2 separate regions of the Mus musculus genome follow, and region 2 is linked to region 1. The links are chromatin loops, found by intact Hi-C in ENCODE. Cell type or tissue: left cerebral cortex. All regions are shown on one strand.

What was found. Hi-C counts contacts between places; a loop is a spot of excess contacts. Peaks named below come from ENCODE experiments on the same cell type or tissue, not always from the same donor. Only the 100,000 strongest peaks of a DNase experiment are listed, where the experiment ranks them.
Region 2: a loop joins it to region 1, with 2.9 times the contacts of the local background. A loop is called at or near these places in 28 of 42 quality-filtered maps.

What each region holds. Positions count from the first base shown.
Region 1 is chr10:80,685,220-80,690,219 of GRCm38, forward strand. It overlaps Mob3a (MOB kinase activator 3A), which reads right to left. Exons shown (of 4, transcript NM_172457.2): 3 at 4,633-4,835; 4 at 34-1,954. The coding sequence ends at 1,925. Among named protein-coding and RNA genes, the nearest start is that of Mknk2, 11 kb to the left of the region's middle. In left cerebral cortex, a CTCF peak has its summit at 2,836 (motif pointing left); a DNase peak (open chromatin) is centred at 2,835.
Region 2 is chr10:80,576,827-80,581,826 of GRCm38, forward strand. Klf16 (Kruppel-like factor 16) reads right to left here and starts at 470. Exons shown (of 2, transcript NM_078477.2): 1 at 1-470. The coding sequence starts at 374. It overlaps Gm26710 (predicted gene, 26710), which reads left to right and starts at 1,298. Exons shown (of 3, transcript NR_155863.1): 1 at 1,298-1,456; 2 at 2,121-2,249; 3 at 2,488-2,670. In left cerebral cortex, CTCF peaks have their summits at 1,758 (motif pointing right), 2,276 (motif pointing right) and 4,967 (motif pointing left); DNase peaks (open chromatin) are centred at 115, 653, 935, 1,414 and 2 more places; H3K4me3 peaks cover 1,778 bases; H3K27ac peaks cover 2,707 bases.

The DNA.
Region 1 (5,000 bases):
AGCTGGGCAGAAACAACAAGGAGCAGCCCGCAGTATGGAGAGGACCACTTTATTCTTAGGCTGGCACAGAGGTGGGAGTGAATGAGGCAGGTGGACCCCTCCCTGGGCTGCTGGGATTTGGCAAGGTGGCCAAGTCTTACAGGTGAGAAATACACTCAGTCAAGCCTTGAGGGCTGGTCCCTGATTCTTCCAGAGCTGGGTATTGGGCACAGTGACTTCGGGAAGTACCCAGGGGTGTCTCTCAGCCCTGGGCTCAGGCAACCAAGCTTAAACTGTACACATTTAGTTTAGTGGCAGCCTCTGGAAAAGTAACCAGAATTCCTCAGGGTCTTGAGAGTGCAGAGGTCTCAGGGAATGGCCATGAGGCTCAAAAGTTGGAGCTGGGAACAGTCATATTCTGCTACACCCTCCATGGCATGACAGACAGGGACCTGCTGGAGTTTGGTCCTGTGGCCCACAGGGGCCACACAACACACATAGTTTTGCTACACAATAGGCTGCCACTGAAGAGAGAGGTTCCTGTCACCACCTTCCAGGAACTGCAGATCTAAGGGTGGGAGCCACAAGTGAATTCATTACTGGATCCCAGGTTAGCCCAGATACTGTTCCCAGGAGGGTGGCCACTAGAAACCAGTTATCAGTAATCCCAAAAATCTCCAGATGAGCTGGCTGACACTTGGGGGCAGAGGCAGGTGGATCTGTGAGTTGGAGGCCAGTCTGGCCTACAGAATAAGTTCCAGGACAGCCAGGGCTACATAGTAAGAGCCTGTCTCAAAACAAAAACAAAGACAAACAAACAAACAAAACCAAAAATATTTCTGAATAGACTTGGGTTTGGTACCTTACATCTTTAACAAAGCACTTGGGATGCAGAGGCAGGAGGATCTCTGTGAGTTCCAGGCCAGTTTCAAAACCAAACCAACAATGTAAAAAAAGAAAGGAAATGAAGCCAGCCGTGTTCACAACAGAGCCAGTCTGTGTGTGCGTTTGTGTGGCTGCGCACTGGGGTAGCCCATGGCTGCCTGATTCTCCCTGTCCCCTGGGCACCCTATGTCTGGCTCTCCCAGGCTCCTCCATGGGTGTGGGGGTCACACATGTGCACTCACGCTCACGTGGCAAACACCTCCCCACTGTGCAGAACCTTACCGGTTTTGTTTTGTTTCTTTAAGACAGGGTCTCTCTGTGTAGACCAGGCCGGCCTCGAATTGACAGATCTGCCTGTCACTGCCTCCTGACTAGGATCAAAGGCCTGTGCCACCCTGCCTGGCTCCTTTACATTTTTTTTTAAGACAATCTTGTTATGAGACCCTGGCTGGCCTGACCATTACTGTGGAGGTCAGGGTGGCCTCAAGTTTATAGCAATCCTCCTTGCAGCTGCCTGCAGAGTCTTGGGATCATAGGCATGCAGTGTATGCACCCTTCCTGACCTACAAAGACCCCCAGAACACCCAATACTGGGAGTCCTGCCCTGGGGGTGCTGGGGGTGGCATGGCACATTAGTTCATCTTTGGAGGTATGCTGGCTGCCTATGTGGTCACCCACACACAATGTGGCTGTAAACAGAAGACATCTGGTGGCCCCTCCCCTTCCAGGTTGGCAAGTGAGGGACAAAGCTGTCAGGGCAGAGAGCCATGGAGAAGGGACAAGTGGTGGTTAGCAGTGGCTCCAGATCCTGCCTCCTCTCGGAGGCCATGGCACATACAGTGTAAACCCAGTGGCTGAAAGCACAGTGTCCAGGTTCAAGTTCAGGCCCTGGATGCCGGCAAGGGGACGGGTTAGAGTCAGGGCCCACAGTCACCACGAGAGGGGGCGGAAGCTGTGGTCTTGCTGCTCCTCAGACAGTGGCGTGAGTGAGCGTGCCATGCTCCTGAGACACGAGCTGCACACAGTTGTCTCCCCAAGTCTCAGCGGACGGGAGGGGTCCTCAGTGACACATCCGTGATGTCATCTCTTTCTGTAGAGACCAGGCAGGTATCAGAAAACAAGAAGCAGGTAGCAAAGACCTCATACAACCCAAGACATGTTAGACGCTGAACAGTGGGCATGGTGGGTGGGGGCAGCTCCCTGTGACTGACAGAGCCTGTGCCACTGATCTGGGGTGATGTGCTGTGATTAAGTCCACCTGAGGTCTGGTCCTGGGCTATGGGCCAGCACTGCTTGATAGAGAGGTCAGCAGTGGGAAGTGGGCAAGCCAGGAGCCGTGGTCATATCTATCATGTTATTGCTCGGGACGTAGGGGCAGGAGGGATCTCGAGTTCAAGGCCAGCCTAGGCTTTATGAGATTCTGTCTTAAAACAACTACAGAAGCAGGCTGTGGGGCCAGTGAGATGGCTCAGGAAATAAAGATGCTTGCACCCAAACCTGACTACCTGGGTTTGAGCCCCAGGTTCCATAGAATGGAAAGAGAGAACTAACTCTTGCAAGTTGTCCTGTGACCTTCAGGTGCATGCCACGTCAGCCATGTTCACACGCAGAAATACACAACACAGAAAAACAAAAATATAATACAATTAAAAGTTAAAAAGAAAAAGCACGGGGCTGGAGAGATGGCTCAGTGGTTAAGAGCACTGACTGCTCTTCCGAAGGTCCTGAGTTCAAATCCCAGCAACCACATGGTGGCTTACAACCATCTGTAATGGGATCCAAAGCACTCTTGTAGTGTGTCTGAAGACAGCAACAGTGTACTTAGATATAATAATAAATAAATTTTAAAAAAAGAAAGAAAGAAAAAGAAAAAGCACGAGGCTGGAGAGACAGCTCAGTCTCTGTGCATGGCCGTTCCGAAACAGGCCAGAGTTCCAAGTGTCTGAAGCTCCAGTTTTTGAGGATCTCACACCCCCTTCTGGCCACAGTGGCACTGTACACTGCTACATCCACTCCAGTAGTGACTCGCATTACAGGTTTGGAAACCTGGAAGCAGTCCTGAGGCAAAGAGTTTCAAAGAAACTCAGCCTCCTGGAACCCTGGCATTCTCACAGCTAGAATGCCCCAGATTTGACCCTGCAATATCGTGGAGGGTCTTGCATGCTTTCTTACAGTATTTTACTGGATAAGAGTTAGAAATCTCAGGGCAAGCTTAGCAAAGTATACTTCTTAGAATCTTCATTACAGCCAGGTATAGCAGGGCTATACAGAGAAACCCTGTCTTGAAAAAAAAATGCAAAGAAACCAAGCCAGGTCTATAATCCCAGCACTGGGAAGGCAGAGGCAGGCGGATCTCTGAGTTCCAGGTTCCAGGACAGCCAGGGCTACACAGAGAAACCCTGGCCTAACAAGACAAATAAACAAACAGACAAGTAAGTGTAGATTGCTGTCTGTAAGCAGGTGAGGGCAGGTGAAAGATAAGGCTAGAGCCTGTGATTGGGCAGTGGAAAAAGAAGGTGGGCTGAGAGTTTTAGAGACAAGTATAGAGAGACAGACAAGACAGAGAGGGAGATGGAGATGAGGTGACAAGATGGAACCTATAGGAGAGGAAGATGAACTGGATACATGTGGCTTGAAATAGCCACAGGTAGCTATGGATACCACAGAAGAGCGACAGGTAATGCAGGGCAATTTGTCCAATCGAGGTGGGCGGCTTGTGTCAATATCAACTGAGTTTTGAGTTCTCTGTGTGGGCATTTTGGGGATGAAGAATTTACTGCTATAAATCTGACTGGTACTTTAGATGGGGTCAGGGTTTAGAGTAAGTTCGAAGCAGATAAGCCTCAGGGGATGGATGAGTGGGAATGTCAGAGTGGTTCAGGGGTGGATTGTTTTTTTAATAATTACACGCTACAAATAAGTCTTTAAAAAAAAAAAAAGGAAGAGGGCTGGCGAGATGGCTCAGCAGGTAAGAGTACTGACTGCTCTTCCAAAGGTCCTGAGTTCAAATCCCAGCAATCACATGGTGGCTCACAACCACCCTCTTCTGGTGGTGCATCTGACAGCTACAGTGTACTTACTTATAATAATAAATAAATCTTTAAAAAAAGAGAGAAAAAAAAGGAAGAAAAGAAAAAAAAAAAGAAAGACAAAACATTTTAAAGTTGATTGTGACCAGGCATGATGGCACAGACCTATGATCCAAGCGCCTGGGAGGCTGAGGCAGGAGGATCACCTCAGGTTCCCGGCTAGTGTGGACTATGTGGTGAATCATAGGCCAGTCTAGGTTATAGAATGGAAAAGGATCAGAAAAAGAAAATCAATCAATCAATCAATAATCCACCCCTTGTTCTCCAGGAGGTGGAGCACAGGCTGCCTGTCCCGTGCGCTGCTATCTGGCCAGTGCTCTACCCACTGTGAGCCCCATGGGATGGGATGGCTAATATGAGCCCCATGGGATGGGATGGCTACCACGGCACCCTCTCTGCTGTGGTGAACCAGAGCATCTAGGACTTCTGTGTTCTGGAGGGCAGCACGCAGGGCAGGCTATGCCCACCATTAGTATATGAGCCTTACTAGCATGGGGAGCAGAGATCCTTGGGGTAACCAGGCCCTGCGCCTTCTCAACTATTGCCATCATACTCTGTCTCCTCACCTGTGTGACCCAGTGCTAAGGACACCCTCTGGCTGCTGGCCCAGAACACTGCAGCAGAGTAGTGGTGGCCTGGACCCCACCCAGCAGGAGTAATGGTGCCCACCCCCACTCACCAGGGGCTCCAGCTCTTTGGGGTCAATGAGGTTGAACTCGGTGACAAAGTAGTAGAAGTGCTTGTAGCAGGTGTTGACGTGCGCCTCAGAGCCCATCTGGGCGATGCGGTCGAAATGGTGGATGTACACGTGCACGAACACACGGAACAGCCTTGACAGGATCTTGCGCACTGCCTGCAGGAAGGTCTTGGGGAATGGTGTGCCTGGGGGTGGGCAGAGGGACCGGAAGGAGACCTGTCAGGGCCTGGCAGCCTAGCCTGAGATGTGCTCCACCTGAGCCACAGAGGTGAGAATGGATGAGACTCAGAGAGCTCAAGGCCTAGGCTCGAGGTCACATGGTCTGTGTCTAGGAACCAGTCTCCTGCCAA
Region 2 (5,000 bases), 110 kb before region 1:
CTTTTGGCGGCGCCGGGGGCGCGGCCCGAAGAGGGAGACGAAGCGGCTGAGGAGGAGGAGACCGGAGAGGTGCCCCCCGCGGTGCTGGCTGCGGTGGCGACTACCGGCCCGCCTCTCAGATCGGCCAGGATGCTGGCGGCCAGCAGGTGGGGCGCAGCGGTGGCGCCTCCCGGCCCCGGAGCCGTAGCTGGCGGTGGCGGTGCCCCAGGGGTCCCCGGCGGCGTGGCCTCGCGGCGCGTGGCGCGCACATCCAGACCGGCAGCGGGGCCCGCGCCCTCGGGGCCGGGTCGTCCGCGATGCACCACGGCTCCCGAGGAGATGGCCATGAGCACGTCGGCGGCAAAGTAATCCACACACGCCACGGCCGCCGACATGCCGGGCAAGGACGCGGAGACACGGAATCGGCGGCGGGAGAGAAGCGGAGGCGGTGGGACCTACGCCCGTCCGGCCGGCAGCGGCTGCTAGAGTGCGGGAGGCGGAGGAGGGAAGGGAGGAGGAGGCCCCGGCGCGCCGCCGCCGCCCGCGCTCAGTCCCGCCCCGCCCCGCCTGACGCTCCCTGACGCACCGGAGCCCGCGGGGGCGGCCGCAGCCTGCCCCTCCTGGAGGACGCCCCCTCGGGGCTCAGTAGCCACGCCCTCTCCCCACCGCGGACACGCCCCCTCCTGCCGCGCCCTCGGTCCTCCAGAGAGTCGCGCGCCACCGCTGATGGGCGGAGCTCACACTGCCAGCTGCCGGTCCTCCCGCACTTCAAACCCCCCCTCCCCTCGTGTACCAGCAGAGCACCCGGGGTCCCCAAATCCCTGGATTGTGCCCTCTCCACGTAAGAACAAGCCAAACGGAGGGAAATCGTTCCCCTGGCCTGGTACGCACTACCCTCACCAGTGCCCTTCCCGGATCGTCACCTCCCAAGGCTTTGAGAGTTACGCCCACCCCCGCGACACGCCCACACACCCCACCCCAGCCTCGGATGCTCCGCCTCCTACCCCCAGTGCGCGCCACGCCTCCTCCGGGCGCGCGCTCCATCCTCTTCCCGGCGCGCCCACCACGCTGTGCCCGGTGCGCAGTCGCCGGGAACTCTCCCCTCCCCAACTCGTCCCTCCTCCCACTCCACATTCAGGCACTGGGACGCGCCCCTGTCCGCGGTGTGTGTGTCGGGGGATGGGGTGGGGAGTGCGATCCGCACGTGGCCAGGGTGGGGGTGCGGAAGCGCGCTGCCCCGCCCCCGGGCCACGTGCGCGACCCTCCCCCTCCTTCCTGGCCTTGAAGCAGGGCAATAACCCACCAATCCTGACTCCCCATCTCTGGGTCCCCAATGCCATTCTTGGCTTGGGGACAAAATATCCCGGAGGTCGAACTTGAGAGCGTAGGGTACCCACTACCCTGCCTAGCTGATCGAGTTTGTAGAGTTCGTCTTTGCGCACCGGGACTCGAGAATCACTAGGCCTGTGGATAACCGGTATGGCAAAAGTGAACAGGGCTGCAATAAGAAGGTCTGGCTCGGTCATCTATGCGAAGCTAGGGACACTGGAGTTCTGGTTGTTTCGTCCCTCCCTCACTGGCCCTTTGAGACTGGGACAGGGAAACTGAGGCTGACTAATGGAGCGATTGGAAACTTCCATGGATAATCGACCAAGTTGTGAAATGATGGTCCCCTAAAAGCCCCAGGCCCTAGGCGCCGGTTGCGCGGAAGTAGGAGACCAGGCTCCCGCCCCTTCCTAACTCCCGCCGGGTTGCGGAGGCCATGCAGTGGCCCGCGCAGCCTCCAGGGGGCGAAGCACCCCAACCGACAGCAGTCTGTCGGTCCGAGCTCCATCATGTTTATTCCCCAGCAGAGGCTAACCGGTGGCAGAGGTCCTTGCTCTGGGTGTCATCTCTACCTTCCCCACCTGCACCCCAAGCTGACTTGGTCAGGTTCCAGTGCTCTGCCGTCGAGTTGGCCATGTTTCTCTAGGCCCCACTATACTTTGTGTTGACACCGTGTCCCTCAACGACAGAGGTTGAATACTCTGGGGGACCTCTGCACAAATCTAGCTGGACAGAAATGGACAGGTTACACAAGTCCACGTTGTTCAGAAGTACACACCTACCCATCTTTCCATTGCTTGCCCTCCAACAACCAGAACCCTGCGATCCTGACCCAGCTTCTGTGGCTTTCTGAAGGGATCTTTTGCCCTCCCTCCCGCCACCTGAAGAGAGGAGCCATCAGGATGAATTGATTCATGATGCCCCGCCTAACAGCAGCTAGAGTGGTAAGTAAGGTTGGTTGTACAACCACCAGGTGGTGCCACTTAGCATGCCCCAAGCACATTTGTGTCCTAAGGGCTTAAGCCTGTGAGAGCCGGCTGTGAGCTAATCCTGCCATTGCATGTAGCAGCCCCCCATTACCGTTCATGCATATTAGCCTCATACCCCAAGCCCCAGACACGAGGTGGATCGGTTGTTGATCTGACCCAGGAGAGACCTAAAAACAGTCGCCCTACCTTACAGATGGCACAGTCAAGGCTGAGGACTCTGGGAAAATATCCAGCCTGCTCCCACAAGAACAGGAGTACTGGTAAGTCACTCTTTCTGATGGTATCCCTAGGGCTCAAACACTTGGTCCTTGCTAGTCCCACGGGGGAGCTCTGGTTTGTCCTTTGTTTTTATTTTCATAAAGGATCTACGGGAGTTATGGGGACAGGTCTGACACCCAACATTTGGCTACACAAATTTCAGGTCTTTTTTTTGACACAACTCTGGCTGACCTAGAATTTATTCTGGTCTCAAACTCAGCGTGCCTCTGCCTTCCGCGTGCTGGAATTAAAGATGTGACCACCACACCAGTCCCCCAAAGGTGAACTATTAAGGACCACGTTGAGAACTTTGGGTTCCTATATGAAGGATGGGGCTAAGATGCAGGGGGCCTAAGAGAGCCCCTGGCAGGCACTTGGGTCTCAGAAAAGTCAGAGATCCCAGAGACCTGTCACTTCCTGGAGACTTAAAGTGTGCCTGTTTTGACCTATGCCCTGGGGACATCCACAGACTTGGGTCCGGTGGAACAGAGACTACAGACCCATCCATGTCACTGTTGCTCCCAACTCATGTGGCTGAAGCCAGCCAGGCATAGTGCTTTTTGTTGGGGACAGTGACCCTAAGATTTAGCTTGAACCTGGGCAGCATCCAACACAAGCAGGAAGCTGAACCAGGCTTCATAGGACTATGTTTTGTGGGGATTTTTTTGTTTGTTTGTTTTCTTTTTTTCTTTTTTTTTTTTGGTTTTTCGAGACAGGGTTTCTCTATAGCACTGGTTGTCCTGGAACTCACTTTGTAGACCAGTCTGGCCTCGAACTCAGAAATCCGCCTGCCTCTGCCTCCCGAGTGCTGGGATTAAAGGTGTGTGCCAACACCGCCGGGCTCTTGGTTTTGGTTTTTATTTTTGATTATCTGGGCATGTCATCCACACCTTTATGCCTAGTGCTCCGAGGTGGAGGCAGGAAGATCGGGAGATCAAGATTATTCTTGGCTATAAAGTTGCAGAGCAGGGCAGTGATGGCCATGCCTTTGATCCCAGCACTTGGGAGGCAGAGGCAGGGGGATCTGTATAAGTTTGAGGCCAGCCTGGTCTACAGAGTGAGTTCCAGGACAGCCAAACCTACACAGAAACCTTGTCTTGAAAAAGAAAAAAACAGGGCTGAAGAGATGGCTCAGCGGTTAAGAGCACCGAGACTGCTCTTGCAGAGGTCCTGAGTTCAATTACCAGCAACCACATGGTGGCTCACAACCATCTGTAATGAGATCTGTAATGAGATCTGATGCCCTCTTCTGGGGTCTGAAGACAGCTACAGTGTACTTACATATAATAAATAAATATTAAAAAAAAAAAAAAAAGAAAAGAAAAAGAGAGCAACCTCTGAGCCAGTGAGCAGGTCAGCCACTTTTGCGTGTATGTACAATAATATCCAACATGGGTGCCTCAGAACCAAAGGTGGCCAGCATCCCAACATGTTTGTCCTGGTCCCTATTATATATATATCCAGGATAAGGGAGGTAGCTGTGTCATAGAGACCTGTGTCCAAGGACACGGTGGGCTCTGGGGAAGTCTGAACCTTGGGCAACCATTGGTCCCTGGCCTTTGTTACTCTCAGCTGGGTCCATTGGTCCTCAAAGACAGGAAAGTCCTACCAGCTATCAACGACTATGTCCATGTTTGAGACATCTGTGGCAGGCCTGATCCTGTCCCCTCGAGCCTTTGGGTGCCCTGACATCCCTGGAATCCTAGGTCCCTTGGCTGGAGGTTAAGTTGGGTGTGGGGACATGAGGTGACCCCAGGACCTTGTGGCCCTGAATTGGACTAGGAAACCACTACACGTAGGGCATGAAAGCATGTCGGGGAGAGCAGCCTGGCCACAGCCTTAGCCAACCTTGGGGGTACTACAGATAGCATTTGGTGAAGGGCTGTGTGTGAGGAGCCTAGGGGAAGACACTAAGGAACAACTGTAGGACAGCGAGCCACGGATACCTGTGGGTGCTGCTGACTGAGGTGCTGTGCTGTGCTGTGGAAGCCACAAGCACTGGGTCTCAGAGCAGAAGAGCCACAGGGAGGTCACAGGATCTTATCCTGAATTTAAGATGATGGCTTCATTGCAAGTTTAGTCTGTAAAGGAAAGACCTGCAGTCGTTTCTTCTTGGGGTGTTTTTAACACAGGGCTTCTCTGCTTAGCCCTGGCCCTCTTGGAACTCTCTAGGTCCCTAGACCAGGCTGGCCTGGAACTCACAGGGCTCCTCTTGCCTCTGCCTCCACCTCCTGCGTGTTGGGATTAAAGGTGTGCACCACCATGCTCACCTTTTTACTTTGTTTTTAACTTGCTGTAGCTGATATGCTGGCTCATGGCTGTCATTCCAGCAGTGGTGAGGTTTGAGGCCTGGGCTACATAGTGAGTGTCAGTCAGCCAGGCTCAGAGACAGAGGGAGATGAGATCTGACGCCCTCTTCTGGGGTGTCTGAAGACAACTACAGTGTAC